2 separate regions of the Mus musculus genome follow, and region 1 is linked to region 2. A link is a loop called in an ENCODE intact Hi-C map of the cell type or tissue named here. Cell type or tissue: left cerebral cortex. All regions are shown on one strand.

Region 1 (8,000 bases), 92 kb before region 2:
TCTTGCATATGGGGAGTAACTTGCCCTGAGATTTCTAACTCTATGTAGTAAATAGTAATGCCTGATTTCTTTCACTATCTCTCTTACAATACTAGAGGCAAATCTGAATGTCACTGAATAGGCAACATTCTTACTGAATTCAAAGCCCATGGTCAGCTCAAGGACTGCCTAGGACTGGTGAGGAATGTAACTTAGCTATATGTCAAAATCAATCCTTAGAGGCACTTATAATAAAGCAATATTAAGGGAAAGCACACAGATCTGTTTACCGACTAAAGCAAGAACATTGGATCATTCGTTATACAGGATGCCATGGTTCCAGGAGACTAAGTTTCCGTGAACTTTCCACCTCAGGACCGCATCCAGGCTTTTCGGCCTGTCAGGCAGGTCACTACTGGAGTGGATGTAGCAGTCAAAGTGTTTGATAACCCTTTTTAGATTTTTTAAAACACTAAGCCTACAGTATGGAATGTGCCTGGTTCCCATAGGCAGATACACACTGTATGTTTCATTTCCTTACCATCCCGTGGGTGCTTATCCTAAGCATATTGTATGGACTACCATGTGTGGACCAGTCACAATGTAAGCCTTTGAACAGTTGTACTGACTTAGGCACAGTAAGAAGGAAGAACTCATCCACAGGTGAGTTTCTACATGTCCTACATGTCACTTATAACCAGGCTAAAACACTGCCAAGATAAATAATATACCTTGTTGGAACTCACGTGCTTTTGTTCTTTTGTTACATGCAGACAAGGCTTTGCAGCTGTAGTAGTTTTCAGCCTCAGCTAGCATGTACATTCTTGGGGACATGCATGGTAGCCTCTACCTCTGCTGCCGAGGCTTCTCTCTGTTCATGATCATAATGCACAATCCCCAAGGCAGTCGTCTCCTTCTGAGCCCTTGAGTGCTCAGTGCTTCTCCAGAAATGCACACCATCTTATGGATAGTAAAATGTAAACACAGGGATTAGGTCCTTATATATGGCTATGCTGCCAGAGCTTCATCCTCAGGTGTCTCCCTGTAGAACTCCATGTCCCTTGGGCCATGCTTTCTCCACACAGAATGGATGGTCAGTTGTGGTACATAAGGCATGCCTTCCCCAGGCTGGGAGCTTTTCTTCTACCACTGACTTACAAAGTCACCCATAGGTAAGGCTATAAGACAATACTCATCCATCATATAGTGAACCAACCATTAACAAATTAAGCTTAAGCATTTTTGTCCTCTGCCAAACAATGAGAAATGGCCCCATGAGATGCATGTGGGCCGACTTAGAGGTGAGTGTGCTGGAGTGGAAATTGACAGAGATGTTGGGGTCACCTTTTCAGTTTCCTTGCGCCCCCTTAGGTACTACACTGGCTGGATTGATGTCAAGTTGACACAAGCTAGAATCATCAGGGATAAGGAGCCTCAGGTGAGGAGATGCCTCCATGACATCCAGTTATAAGGCATTTTCTCAATTAGCAATCAGTGGTGAAGGGCCCAGTCCATTGTGGGTGGTGCCACCCCGGGCTAGTGTCACAAGTTCTTTAAGAAAGCAGGACATGCATGCTATGGGGAGCACGCCAGTAAGAAGCACCCTCCCATGACCTCTGCAACAGCCCTTGCCTCCAGGTTCCTGCCTTCTTTGAGTTCCTGTCCTGACTTCCTTCAATGATAAGTAGTGATATGGAACTGTAAGCAGAATAAACTCTTTCTTCCCCAACTTGCTTCTTATGGTCGTGGTGGTTCATCACAGCAATAGAAACCCTAACTAAGACAGGTATTTAAACCAATATTGAATGTATCATTTCCACTTTATAATGGAGTGCTTCTGAGCTACCTCAAATGGCTGTCTAGTAGTACCTACATCTTGAGAGTTAGTTCTGGCTACAAAGTTACCTGTGCCCCTGACTGGACACTCTGCCGGGGTTAAATGGCATGCCAGAAGCATTTTTTACCCACTCTTTCTTGATGTTGTGGCCTCACTCAGAGCCTTTGGAATCTGTACTATGGATCTTGTATTAAGATTGATTTCCAGTGAATCCATGCTGTGGCCTTCTGTACTGTGTACATCTCTCCTAGTGTAAGATGTGACACATGCACAGCTTGCTCCTGCCACACAACTCATTCTTGTCCAAAAGTAGAATACTTTCACATCATGTAAGGAAGTCAGAAAACTCTTCCATATAGATCTGCTGCCTTGAAAGCTTCTACAGGCCTCACCAAGCACAATGCATGCTTCTTGCTGGCAGAAAAGCAAGGCACAGTCACTGTCCCTTTACTTTTGAGTGATAGATCCTGACTTGCCCCACCCCCTGAACCTAAATACTTAGCTCTCATTCTCTGAAGTCATGTATCTAATCTTATTCTTTATATCATCAGCCTGATGACTAGAGTTCCTTATCTCGGCATACCTTATTATACTGGCAATTTCTTGATCAAGACTACAATTGGTGATAGCCTTGACCCTGGCCACTGTTTCCAAACTAGTTGCCATTACACTAATTCTGGCTCTTGCTTAGATTGTTAAGTGTGGCCTTCTGGCCTTTGCCACTATTCTAGGATACTATCATCCACATTGTTACTAACCAATGCAGATTCTTTATGTTCTTTAACATTCGTCTGTATTATAAGACTGGTGCTCACTTGAGAAAATACATCCAGATACAGCACTCCCTTGTGTCTATGTCCGTTTATCACCTTTTTTATCACCAACTCCATGCCCATCTATCTGGAACCCTAATTTCCCATGGATTGAGAGAGACTGACTGGGGCCAGTCCGTGGCAGGTTCTAACTCTTTTTTTCTTTTTTTGTTTTGTTTTGGTTTGGTTTTTGAGACAGGGTTTCTCTGTGTAACCCTGGCTGTCCTGGAACTTACTCTGTAGACCAGACTGGCCTCTCAGAAATCCACCTGTCTCTGTCTCCCAAGTGCTGGGAATAAAGGTGTGTGCCACCACTGTCCAGCTTGGTTCTAACTCTTAATCTGCATTTCAAAAAAAATAATTCTCTAAACAATGTAGGTAACCAATAATGTTAATGAAATAGACAAGTCAAATTTTGCAGACCTTTGACACATTTTAAAATAATCATGTTATTTTACAGTAAGTCTGTAAAATGAGAGACATTGAGAAAGACCACAAAGGTTAGTGTAGAAATAAGTCCCAGTATAAAGTTATCTTTTAAAAATCACAATTCTGAAATCTGTTATCTTCATTTTGACCACCAGAGGGCGAAATAATCCTTGTTGAAGATCAAAAACTCAGCTACAGGTTAGTGTTTTCATACTGTTTTGTGGGTGGTGGTTTGTCTGGTTTGGGGTTGTTTATTTTAGTCTTCAAGGAGGAAGAAATAATGGAAGGCAGAAAATGAACACAAGTAGTGTATTTTTTTTCCATACCATTTTACTAGACAGTTTGCATTTCATCTTTATCTTACAAGTCATCCTGGGGAACAGGGAACAGGGGAAATGAGGCATGCCTCGGTTTTCAGTTTCCTCAAAACAGAGAGATGACAATAACCAAAAGCACAATGACAGATAAGGTATCAACCCCACAGTAACATCTTGCCCCATACCATACATTGTTGAACCCCATCCCCATCATGCAACAGCAGAACATGTGTGACTTAAACCATGGTTTCTATTACAGGGTGTTAAATGTCTCCATGGGGCATGCTTCCCTTTGGACTAAAGCTAAAGAGACATCAATACAGAGCAACTAAGTTTCTTTACAACGAAGGAAATGGAGAAGTTTCTTTTTAAATGCAGGGTCTGATTTCCTGTGCTCCATGTGATATGGTGTGATTGAGAAGGTTTTTTTCCTGTGAATGGAACATCCCTTTGACCCATCCATTTCACAGAGATTAGAAAATCTAATTTGAGGGGAATTTACTATTATGGATGACAAAACCTTAAGCTGGCAGTAACCTACATCTTGGATTGAATTTCTTTTGTGGGTAAGTATACAGAAATGTTTGATGGAAAAGAGATTGGAAATCTTCTTTGTGTATCCTATTCTGTTAGTGGGAAGCAGAACTACATTCTAAACCTGCATTTGGGCTGAGTACCGCTTCAATATAATGTGACATTTGAACAGTCACTCTTTGTACCTAGATCATTTGTATCGCTGTTCCAAAATATTGTCTTTCTCTTTTTACAAGCAGCCTGTGTCCGTAAAGTTAAATATGGCTTACATCGGCAGAGTACCTCTCCTCAAAAGACTGAAAACTATTTTTCTTTTCCTTTGTTCCCTCTGTGTGACTATGTGGTCTGAACCCTCCCTGAGGGAATGAGCCTCATCACAAATCCGTGGCTCATTTCTAATCCCTAAGTCTCTGATACCTGACAGGACAGTTCGCATCTCAAAAGGAAAAATTAGAAAAATGAGCATTTTCCAGCTCTTTAAAAGACTTGTATCCTTTAGCTTTAAAGTCCTCACAGTGCTAACATAGTGTGTTTTATAGAACGGACTAAAAGAAACAACAATCAGGCCAAGCTCCAGTTCTCAGAAAACCCAGTGGCAAGGCAGCGGGACCTTTCGGGAGACACTGCTCACAGCAGTGCCTCTGGGGGTTCAGCAGAAGCCGCAGGAGCCAGGTGTGCAGAACCCAGAGTAATAGACACAGGGGCCAAGTCAGACCATTTGATCCCCCAGCAGGCTAAGCGGAGACAAGCATTCCTCCTCTGCAGAGGGGCTGACAGACCTGAAATTCAAACTCAGATTCCGGCTGTACCACTTGGGGCTTTGAGCCAGGCATTTCATTACACCCATAGTTCACAATCATCCCGATTAGCCTATGGGGTGGTAGGACGCAGGGAAGGGGGTTTGGAACATACAGTTAGCAAACTTCAAAGAGCTATGCAAATATAAGGCATGGGTTCACACTGAAAATATGACTCCAAACCTGACCTCTTTCTTGGCCTGTTGGAATCCTGCAACTGTTCGCTCCAGCATCTTTCTGGGACTCTGAATTTAACCTCAGATTAAAGCGATAGGGAAAGCTAAGAACTCTTATAAATGACAGACATCTTGCAAACAACAGAAAAACGTGCGACATATGTGTGTTAGCAACTTCTCAACTAGTGAGGGTCCTCTGCCAGGCTCTCATCTGGGTCTTCAGATCAGAAAGAAAGAGTCCTCCTTCAGCCCTGCCTCCCCAAAAGTCCCCAGAGAAGCCTCATCCTTAACCAGTGCCATGGGTTCTAAAAGATTCGTGCTCAAAGATCCACCACCAGTGTCCTGAGATGGGTGCTCTGGTACATTCCAGAGGCACAGTCAAGAGTCTCCCCTGGGCTCACACTACCTATAGTCCATTTCCCAGCCATTAACTAGGAGAGATCTATAGTTCCCAAATCTCTTGAACCAGAGAAGAGACTTGAGGCCAAGGGATAGCTCCTCATGGTTTCTCTTCACTGAGGGTCTCTAGAAGTGTCGCTCTCTCTGTCCTCACCCAGAAGTGTCACTCACTCTCCTGCTCACCTCGTCTGTCCTCACCCTACTCTTAGGATCACAGCTGAGGCTGGGTACCCACAGAAGCACCCCTACGCTGTGACTAAACTTAGCCCAGAGTGAAGAAGTATTAATTTACAGAACTGGGGAACAGAGAGTGGTTGGTTTGTGCCCAGGAGGTCAGGACACGGCTGAGACTGACTTGGGAACATTCAGCAGGCTGGTTCCACCAAAGCAGAAATGTCTGCTCTGACTTTCTTGAAGTTGCCTGGAAAATTAACCCTATGACTTGCTCAAGCAATCTCACGAACCAACTTTGCCTTTAGATCTGAATGTTCCTAAAGGAGTTTACATTCAAAGGTCAGTTAAATACCTATGAGTGGAAAGCCAACGTAAAACATTTAAATATAGCAATCAGCCCTCATAAAAAGTGTTTGGGGCTTCCACTTGGGGGAGGATGGAGGTCTGTAAAGTGGAGTTGCTAATAAAAGACATGAGTGGATATTTTCTCCCAGGCTAAGGTTGTTCCAATGCTAATTTGCCTCCCCCCAATGCTTCCTTTCACTGTGAACCCCAAAACATTGCCCTCTGAACAGCTACTAGCCACAGGAGGAAATGGAATCAGTCCTGATAGGCATTAGCATCTCCAACTGCATGGATCCATGGAGGGCCCTGCAGGGCCTCTCAGCTCATCCCCAGGCTTCGTCTCGCCACTTGATGAGTCTGCTTCTCTCTCTCTGCTTCTCTCTGCTTCTCTCTGCTTCTTTCTGCTTCTCTCTGCCTCTCTCTGCTTCTCTCTGCTTCTCTTTTTGCTGCTTCTTTACTTTTCCCTCCTAAGGCAAGGACTGGTTTTCATTTCAGTGTACAAAAAAAGTCTTGGTGAAGTACAGGGAAATAATAAACAATTCTTTCTATTCACCTTATAGATATAGATCAGGTGGCTATTTCTATTTGAGTTTGCCGAGCCACCTGGGATGTTATGATATGAATATATACGTCAACAATTTTCAAAGGGCACGTGAGACACACATAGGTCCTCAGTGAATTAAGGTTATGATTTAGAAGTTGTCATTATGATTAATATATTGTTTTTCCTTGAGATCTCTTTAATGACAAACTTTAATTTTTATTAGTATATAATTAGGAATCATATTGTTTATATTTTATTTGGCTCAATAGTTTGTGAGATGTGTTTCTTTGGGTCTACAACTCATGGCAACTAAATATCATAAAGCTTAACCTTTGTGAATAGAAGAGCTAACCTAAGGAGCTAGTTAAGAAAATGATGTGTAACAGGCATTGAAATGTAAGATCTCTGGAGCTGAGGGTGGGGTTGTAATGGAAAGAAAGCATTCAGAAAATTAGTAATTATTAATACATGCTCCCGTGGTTTTCTCTCGAGATTTCCTGAGCATTCTTTATATATCATAGTGCAATACAATACCAGTAAGTCACTACTATACCTATTTTTCTCAAGCAAAAATGATATGCTTCTAGACATATATATATATATATATATACACACACACATATATATGTATAGTCTATATATCAACACATAATAGTACACTTTCTTTTAGAACACTATAATTTGCATTTCTATAAATATATTTAAATAAGAAACATAGATCACTGTTCAGATCTCACACCATTTGACACATAAACATACAAAAATAAAATGATCCCATTTTGCTGGTCCGGGTACTTCTCCAAGTTAAGAACAACTCAGAAATAACCTTGAGAATTTGGATCCCAGGAAAACTGGACACGAATTCATGCTGGCTCTAGGCACCACAGGCAGGGGTAAACTTAATATAACATTCCTTACAGTGGGTATTAATATCCTACCACTGTTCAGAGAAGCTGGGGGTGGGGGGGAACGACATCTCCAAAGGTCATGTGATAGTTTGTCTCCTAGACATTGTGAGGAAGAGGCATATTAATCACATCCCCTGCCCTACGTAAAGCATGAACTTATGAAGCTGACCTCTGAGTAGAACAGGAAAAATGCCTCCTCCTTGGGCTATCCATTCTCTGCCCCCACCATGCTCTACTCTGCAAATAAGTGCTCAGCAAATAGAACATCAACATTAAGAAGAGCCTTGTGTTCCACAAATGCCAACATGCGTCCAGTTCCAGTAGCTAATAAGGAAGAAATTCCTCCACTCACAACGTTTTGCAGAACTTGGCTGCCCACCAAAGGGAGTTCTTCATGCTTCTTTTGCAAAACAAAATAACATGAATTATTATCCCTGGTAAAATTGAGCCTTTTGTCTATGGCAGGTTGTAATTCTCTTGAAAACAAAAAGAGGGGTTTCACCCATTTCACATCCCACCTAAAGCCTATTATTCCAGCCAGCTCCCAGTAGAAGCACAGACGATATGCCTGCTCAGATGAACTCCATCACTTCATTCTAGTATTGAGGAAGGCAACATCTGGGCGCCAGGACTCCCACTGCATCAAAACTGGCTTCACCTCAGTTGCATCCTTGCGGGGAATGGATGATGTCTCAGGAACTGGGTTTGGGATTTCCTTGTAAGCAGAATGAATGCCCTTGGCAGCATCC
Region 2 (8,000 bases):
ATGAAAAGAACACTTTTCAACCTATGACAATTTCACTAAGACATTTCCAAACATGTATGCTAAAAGAACATCATGCATGAAAGGTATAGGACCAAAGGCAGAGACGATGCCTTCTTTCCAAGAAGAAACCAACCCACTTTTTGTTGTTCTTTAGCTGAAAGAACAGCTCTCCATATTTGCCAATCAATCAAGATAGTTCTCTTATCGAGAAATTCTGGCTTTCAAGTAAGATTTCCTTGGAAGGGCTAATTTTTCTCTACCAACTTATTCAAACTTGACTTGAAAAGATGCTCAGGAAACTGCTTCCAAGAAGAGCACCTTCCATATCTAAGCCCCTCTGAGAGCCACACACTTTGTTCAAGTGCAGCTAGTGAGGATGACAGATTGGACAGGGTTACCACAGTGCACTGACATGCAACCATGCTGACAATGAGGAAGAGCCAGGGCCACATTTGTACAGACAGGTAGGAACCTCAAAGGACTGAGAACTCTCCACGGTGGGTACTAAGCCAGACACTGTCCTGCACAAGGCATGGGTGGACCAAAAATTTCCATGAAGCAGGGCCAGGTGGTTTACCCAGAAGCCCCATCGCTTTTCTGAACTATTGCTGCCCAAATGACATCAATATTGCTTAATTTATTTAAAAAAAATCAAGTTTCTAGTAATTTGAAAAGTAATGGACAGTACAAAAAATAATAATAATAATAAACCAACTATGCAGCCAAGGATGAGCTGATAGAAAATTCTACATAATTCCTTTTTCAATTTTCATGTTATTTTCCCAGACACTAAAACATGGAGATCAGTCTTATTTTAGCCTGAACTGCTTTGTCTCATATCCAAGGACTCTCCATACGGTGTCTCCATCAATGTGCTTCATTCCTGACTCTCATTACAAGTACCCCAGTACTTGCTGAAAGAATCCACATCTGAATGCTTACGTTTTCTGACTAACTCCTAACCAGGTTTCCAACAATGCCCTCCTTCCCAATTAACTGCTGCTAAGCTCAAGTTTCCACATGCCAGTTTCTCTGCCAGCCTGAGACTCTTCTTTAACCCCCTCCTTCCCAGTGGCCCTACCTATTTGTAAACAGTGTAAACAGTCTGACTTCCGTATTTGCTGGGCCCGGGTCACCTGTCCATTACACACTCTACAGGAAAAAACTCAGCTTTGACTTCGGAATTTCTCAGAGTTGAAGCCAGCTCTGCCAGTTACTTCCTAGGAAGCTCTGAGCCAGTTCCTTTAGCTCTTAGCTTTCTGTAAACTCACTTGGTAGTAGTAAAATTGATGATAAGTGGTTGTTATGGAAATTAGAGGTAATGTCTACAGTAAGAGCTTGGTGCAGCTTATATACACTATCTCACCTTTGTTCACATTAGACCTCATACGCAGATGCTTACCCTGCCCCAATTGTCTACTCCCAAAAGATCCAAAGAAATATTAAACAAGGATGGGAAGAATCGTGTGAGACCCATTGCTCCGTGGGGGTCCTTTCTAGCAAGCCCTCAATTGAATCATATTTTTAAGAGTAGAAATGGAAATGCCATTCCTGCCAAGAAAAATACTTGAACGAGATCTCACCTCTCAGAATCTTTTAGTAAGTGTCAGTGACTCCTCATTCCTGTTTACTTGAGAAATCAACAGATCTCAATCAAGTACTTATTTAATGCCAGACACAAAAGTACTAAAGACACAAATCCATGGTCTTGCTATGTAGCTATAATGATCAATTATGAACGACAGGAATTGGATACAATCAAAATATTATAAAATAATATAAATGTAAGAAGACAGAATAGCTAAGTTTAGGTCTATGGTAAGTCTACATAGAAGACATGGAATCAAATTAAAGTGTGGTTCTTATGAAGAAGGAAGGCTTGCTGGAACTGGGCAGGAGGAAAGGCTCCCAGGAGCAGAGCCTTTCTGAGCAGGGAATCTATAAAGACAAAGGTGTACATAGAACCAGAACACATCAGTAGAAATCAAAGGTTCCATAGCTAGCCTTGGGTTAGGATATGGAGTTTGGAGAAGGAAGAAAAAGGTACCCATTAAGATGATACCCAAAAGTGGGTTTGAACTTTATACTAAGGGCTTGGGAAAAGTGAGAGTATAGAGTTTAATTCCAGGTTTTTCACTAGCTGAGATTTTTTGTGGCTATTAAACTTATTCACTGTGCCATAAGAAGTGGCATGCAGTTACATGTGCTCTGACGCATTCCAAGCCAACAAAATGCTATGTGAGAAATGAGTAATGGCCTTTTCTAAAAAAGTCTGGGTAGTGGTGTTGGGAGAAGCAATGTGAGCAGAAAGAGGTAAGACCCTCACTGATTGCTGGGTACCAACAACAGAAAGGCAGGGTGGGGAGGGTGACAAAGTCCCTGGGAAATAATGACAGCAACAGGGATGAGCAAAGGGATCTGACCGGGTAGTTTGTACACTCACAGCAGAACTGCCACTTGTGCAGGTGATCTCTTGGTCCCCCTTCGGAAATGAGATCATATGATATCACTTATCCTGGTCCCCAGAAAAATTTAGTGTGGCATATCATAATCAGGGACCAAAGGGGCCAAGACAGGAAGCAGGTTTTATTCACTCCTTTCATGTATGACTTCAGCAGTTTATACTAGGTCTTAATCTTTTAAAGTATGCCTCTGAGGTCTGAGACTTTCTGTCTATATCCCTGTCTGTCTCTATCTCCCTCTGTCTCTCTGTCCCTGTCTCTCTGTCTATGCCTCTTATTATCTATTTATGTCTATCTCTATCTCTTATCTCTCTCTGTCTATCTCTGTCTCTATCTAATCTTTCTCTGTGTCTTTGTCTCTGTCTATGTCTCTGCCTAACTCTATCCCTATATCTGTCTATCTCTGTTTTTGTCTCTCTCTGTTTTTAATCTCTGTCTGTTTCTTCTCTACCTATCTCTATCTATCTCTGTCTGTCTGTCTGTCTGTCTGTCTGTCTCCATCTCTGTCTCCCTCCAGAGATTGTGCCCTGGACCTCATGCATGCTAGGCAAGCACTCTACCACCGATGTATATCCTCAGACTTTTATATTTCTTTTTCATTTTGAGACAGTGATTTACTAAATTGACAAGACTATCTTTGAACTCACTCTGTAGACCAGGCAGGCCTTTGTACTTGCAATCCTGCTGCCTCAGCCTCCTGAGTAGCTAAGACTATAATCCTGTGCCAACATACCCAGCTAAAGATTGTTTTGAAGAATAGATAAGAGCCTGCATTTAAAATACCTAGAACATCCATCCCTTGGCATATGGGAGATGTTCCCTGGGATAGATCATCATACTATATACAAAGTCACAAAGAATAGAGTCACAAAGTCCTCTAAGAAGAATAAGGAACAGACTGCTAATTAAATCTTAATTGAGGTCTACCCATAACAAATACACAATTGAGATGTCAGGAATGACTGCAGCAAAGAGAGAAAGCAAAACAACATGAGAAGTCCTCCACAGAAAACTCTTTCTTCTGTACACCATTTATAATCCTCTATCTCCCTGGGCAATTAACAGCAAGCTGATTCTCAGGCTAATGCTACTAATTTAATGACACTAAAGTACATGACCAGTATCCCAAAGCTTACTTTCTGCATCTAATGAAAACACACAGGGATGGGGAACCCACAGGCATCTAAGACTCCATCTTCTTCCCCCTCCCTAGTCTAAGCCAACATGGCTGCTCCATACAGAAGAGTGAGATTCCTGATGTCTAAGATTAGGGATGTCTGAAACCTAAAAGTAACCTGCTCTACTCTCCTAAGAGAAACAGAAGCTGAAGAAGCCAAATGAGCCAAGTGGTAATTGTGTGGGTCCAGAGAGGACGTTTTCACATTCTACTAAGACAGGGATGGTGCCATCTGGCGGAAAGATGGGAGAGATATGCTAAATGGCCTGTTTATCTCTGAGCCCTGTTATGTCCCATAGATGCAGCAGTTCCAATACCCAACTATCCCACAGACTCAAGAAATCCCCCAGTGCTATGTATAGGGTAACTGAGATCAGCTTGTCTTAAGGAGCATCTAGGTGACAGTCACTCCATGATAACTACCCAAAATGCCATAGCTTAGAATAATAGGAAATAGAAGCTGGAGAGATGACTCAGTAGATAAAAATGCTTGTGGCCAAGGTAGACCACTTGAGTTAAATCCCAGGGACCTATGCTATAGAAACAATTCCTTATTGTAAGTTGTCCTGTGACTTCCACACATGAGTGATGACACACATATACCCAAACACACACACACACACACACACACACACACACACACATACAATCAATCAATAATAAATAAATAAATAAATAAATAAATAATTCAAAAATTAAAAATAAAATAATAGAAAACATAAAATATTTATGTTAACCTTAATTTCACTTAAGAAGGAAGTTGTATTTGTTTGGAAATCTACCCAGTCCTGGGTTGGCTTCATTTAGCACTGGTCCCTTAAATGGTTTAACAGAGCGTCTCTATGGGTATTTCTTCTACAACAAAGGGACCCCAGTTCTCTCAAGATCTGCAATGGATTCCCATTCACCAGAGTCAGTGACAGATCCACCAGCAAAGCTCTTCCACAACACTAACATTCCTCTCAGAATGTCTCTAGAGGCAAAGGACAATACAATAACTTCATTTCCAGCTCTTTTTCTACAGCCAAACCATGAAGCTCACCCCAGTAGCGTGTGCCCATCAAAGGATAAATTCAGCAACTATCTCAGTGAATGTTGCCCTCTACAATGCTTGGACACCAATGTCACCATGGAACAATGTCACCAGTCCCTCCACAAGGCTGGCATACAGGTTAGCCATCCCAAACCAACCCATCTCAGGAGAAGAGAAGGTAGTGGATAAAGGATGGAGATCACTCCCTGAACTGATGGATTAATATCCTCAATAGAGGGCAAAGCTGAGTCCCTTTTTAATAGACCTTAGCAATGCAACCTCCCCCACCACCACCACACACACACACACACACACACACACACACACACACACACACACACACACACACACAAATGATATCCAGACAGATCCTGAAACTATTAGGATCTCACAAAATAATAAAATCAGGGGAACCCGAGGGCTCTTTCCTTAAGCAAGGATATATTTAGGGCCCCTTTTCTTCCTCTCCAATCAGAATAATGAAGCCAGATGGCTTCTCCCGAACAGCACAGCTCATTAACCTACATGGTTCCTGGGGCAGAAATGAGTCCCCTAACAAATCTGCTAGCTTGCTCTGTTCCAACTCGCAGAGAATCCCTTCCGCATGGGCATCCTCCGGCCAGCACTCTGGAAGCCACGCTTTGGTAAAGGGGCTAGGGCAGGAGGAGGTCACTCACCATTTGATTGCTATACCAATACAGCGATGAGCCCTTCAGCACCACCCAGAACTTTTTCCATTTGTTGCTTAGAAAAGTTCCCTTTTCCTTTTTCTTGTACAGCCAACCCTGGCAGTCAGCGTGGCCCAGATCTTTACAGGATATCCTTCTCCGACTCATGTTGAAAAACCCTGCAAGAGTTGCATGGACAGGTGAGTGTGACCCGGACTCAGGTGACAAAATAAAAGGCAAGGTTTAGCTTTTTGCACGGCGAGGATTAGACGTTTTCATTCATGCAAAGTGAATATTTTTTTAAAAATCATGTATCTGTTCTATTTTTAAACCTCCATTCCGTGCCTAGAAAACCCGGGCAAAGACACTTATATGCAAGTATGGGTCTAAGAACCTGAGTTAAAGAGAGTAAGTTGAAAACGTTAGACTCAGGGGCTGGAAGCCACATTGTGGTAGACACGCCGGTTCTTCCCACAATAACAGAGGCAGTTATGCAATAGGAACGGAAGGGTTAAAGCCCACCTAGGAACACGGTGACTTCCCGGACTCAGTGCCAGCTTCTCAAAAAAAAAAAAAAAAAAAATTAATCTGGCACCCATCTCCTGATATTAAGATTCAGACAGTCAAGAATCTGATCCCCCCACCCCAACCCACCCCAAGGAGGCATCCAGGAGAGAGAGAGAGAAAAAAAATCACACTAACGGACAAGAAAGGAATAAAGGAACAAAAGGAATCGAATTACCTTGAGTTTTCTTCCTGGGCTTCTGACGCAAGGGAACCTGCTGGAAATGCAGGAAGGAAAGAAAAGAGAAAATTTCTGATTGTGTTGTAACATTTGTAAAGAGAGAGGGAGGGAGGGGGTGGCAGTGTTTATGAGCGGGGTGGATTCTAAAAAAGAAAAAAAGCCTCTCCAAGCAGAGCTCAAGGGAAGCTACCAGCTGAGGCACAAAATGTGCTAATTAGAATCGATATACATTGAGCCGAACCTGGGAAAAAGAGTAACAGGCATGTATGCACCGCTTCCTGTTTCCTCCCACAAGCAGCTCTTGCTACTGCTTAGGTTAGCATGGCACAGGCTTTGTTGAAGTTTGAAAACATCATGAAATACATTTCAAGAAACAATTATCTTTTCTTTCTCCCCTTAGTTTCTAAATCATATCAACTATTTTAAGTAAAACTGGAGAATAATTGTTTCCATCTCAAGCTATTAAATGCTCACATCACACTAACTTCGTGGTCTTGCTAATATGCAGGAAAAATTATTTATCTCTTCTTGGACTCTTCAGAGACTCTAAAGCCCCTCGATTGAGAATTTCTTATTTGCAGCCTAATATACATATCTCATTCTATCTTTATCTCTGAATATTTCTCACATGTCTTATAGAAGATAAATATTCAAATATTCAAATCAGACATGAGGATTTATACAAAATACACACATTTCTCACAGCACATTTTCATCAAGTCATATGAAATCAGATTCCAAAAAACACTGGGAATCCCAAAGGAAAAAATATGCTTGCAAATGCCTCTCCTGCTGTGTCTGTCTGTCTGTCTGTGTACATGTATGTATACAAACATTAGACAGAATTTTAGCTTTAGAAAACTTCATTTTTCTTCCACGGCATCTATGCTAAAATCCTTCAGGTTTAAATAGATTTCATTTATGTTAACAAGCAGAGATTTTTTTTTAATTTTTAAGCATTCAATTAAAATGTTCTAAAAGTTGGTAGGTAACTTCATGAAATGTATGGTTCTCTGGCTGCATCTGGCTAGAAGTCCACATATCTAACTACTGATGGATGGCAGCTGTGGCTCTGCCATATGTTTACAAGGGAATAGAACCTATACTGAAAATAGGAATTTTTTTAAAGCAACAGGCCAAGATTTAACAAGGAAAATTCACTCAATATTACCCAAGGAAAAGTCACTCTAAGCCCATAAATATGTATGTATGTATGTAAGTATGTATGCATGTGTGTATATATGTATGTAAGTTTGTATGTGTGTATATGTATGTAAGTACGTATGTGTGTATGTATGTATGCATGTATGTAAGTGTGTATGTATGTATGTAAGTTTGTATGTATGTAAGTATGTATGTATGCATGTATTTAAGTGTGTATGTATTTATGTAAGTTTGTATGTGTGTGTATGTATGTATGTATGTAAGTATGTATGTGTGTATGTATGTATGCATGTATGTAAGTGTGTATTATGTATGTAAGCATGTATGTATGTATGTATGTGTGTATGTATGTATGATTTCTAATCCCATAAGTCTCAAGCATATCTGCCAAGATTTATTTGTGAAAATATTCTGATAACTAAAAATCCTGTTCCTGTAAATAACCACATATCAATGCATCATGGAGTGTACAAAGATAAGCAAACACTTAATAAGCAAAACCCATCATCTTAGAGTAAGGATGACTCCCATTTCCCTCAGCAGGGAGGTTGGAGTTGAGGTTAAATTGTTTTTCTTCATGGATACAAGACCAGGGAAACCCTGAGTTGGCTTTGTTTTGTTTTGTTTTAGAAACATCCTTTCTTCCCTTGGATCATTGATTGATCTCTTTGAGGGCAATTTTTAAACAGATTCAACATGTGTCAGTCATGGCCTGCTAATCAAGTCTAAACACACTGTCCTGTTAAGGAGC

What was found. Peaks named below come from ENCODE experiments on the same cell type or tissue, not always from the same donor. Only the 100,000 strongest peaks of a DNase experiment are listed, where the experiment ranks them.
Region 1: it touches region 2 in a loop (5-fold over the local background); 4 of 42 quality-filtered maps call a loop at or near these places.

What each region holds. Positions count from the first base shown.
Region 1 is chr10:6,882,427-6,890,426 of GRCm38, forward strand. Ipcef1 (interaction protein for cytohesin exchange factors 1) reads right to left here. Exons shown (of 9, transcript NM_001170800.1): 9 at 3,939-8,000. It also overlaps a transcript of Oprm1 not described here. Among named protein-coding and RNA genes, the nearest start is that of Ipcef1, 94 kb to the right of the region's middle. In left cerebral cortex, a CTCF peak has its summit at 3,198 (motif pointing right); a DNase peak (open chromatin) is centred at 3,229.
Region 2 is chr10:6,974,165-6,982,164 of GRCm38, forward strand. It overlaps Ipcef1 (interaction protein for cytohesin exchange factors 1), which reads right to left and starts at 6,301. Exons shown (of 9, transcript NM_001170800.1): 1 at 6,083-6,301; 2 at 5,350-5,519. The coding sequence starts at 5,508. It also overlaps a transcript of Oprm1 not described here. In left cerebral cortex, a CTCF peak has its summit at 3,869 (motif pointing left); DNase peaks (open chromatin) are centred at 2,223, 3,237, 3,871, 4,681 and 5 more places; H3K4me3 peaks cover 3,240 bases; H3K27ac peaks cover 2,703 bases.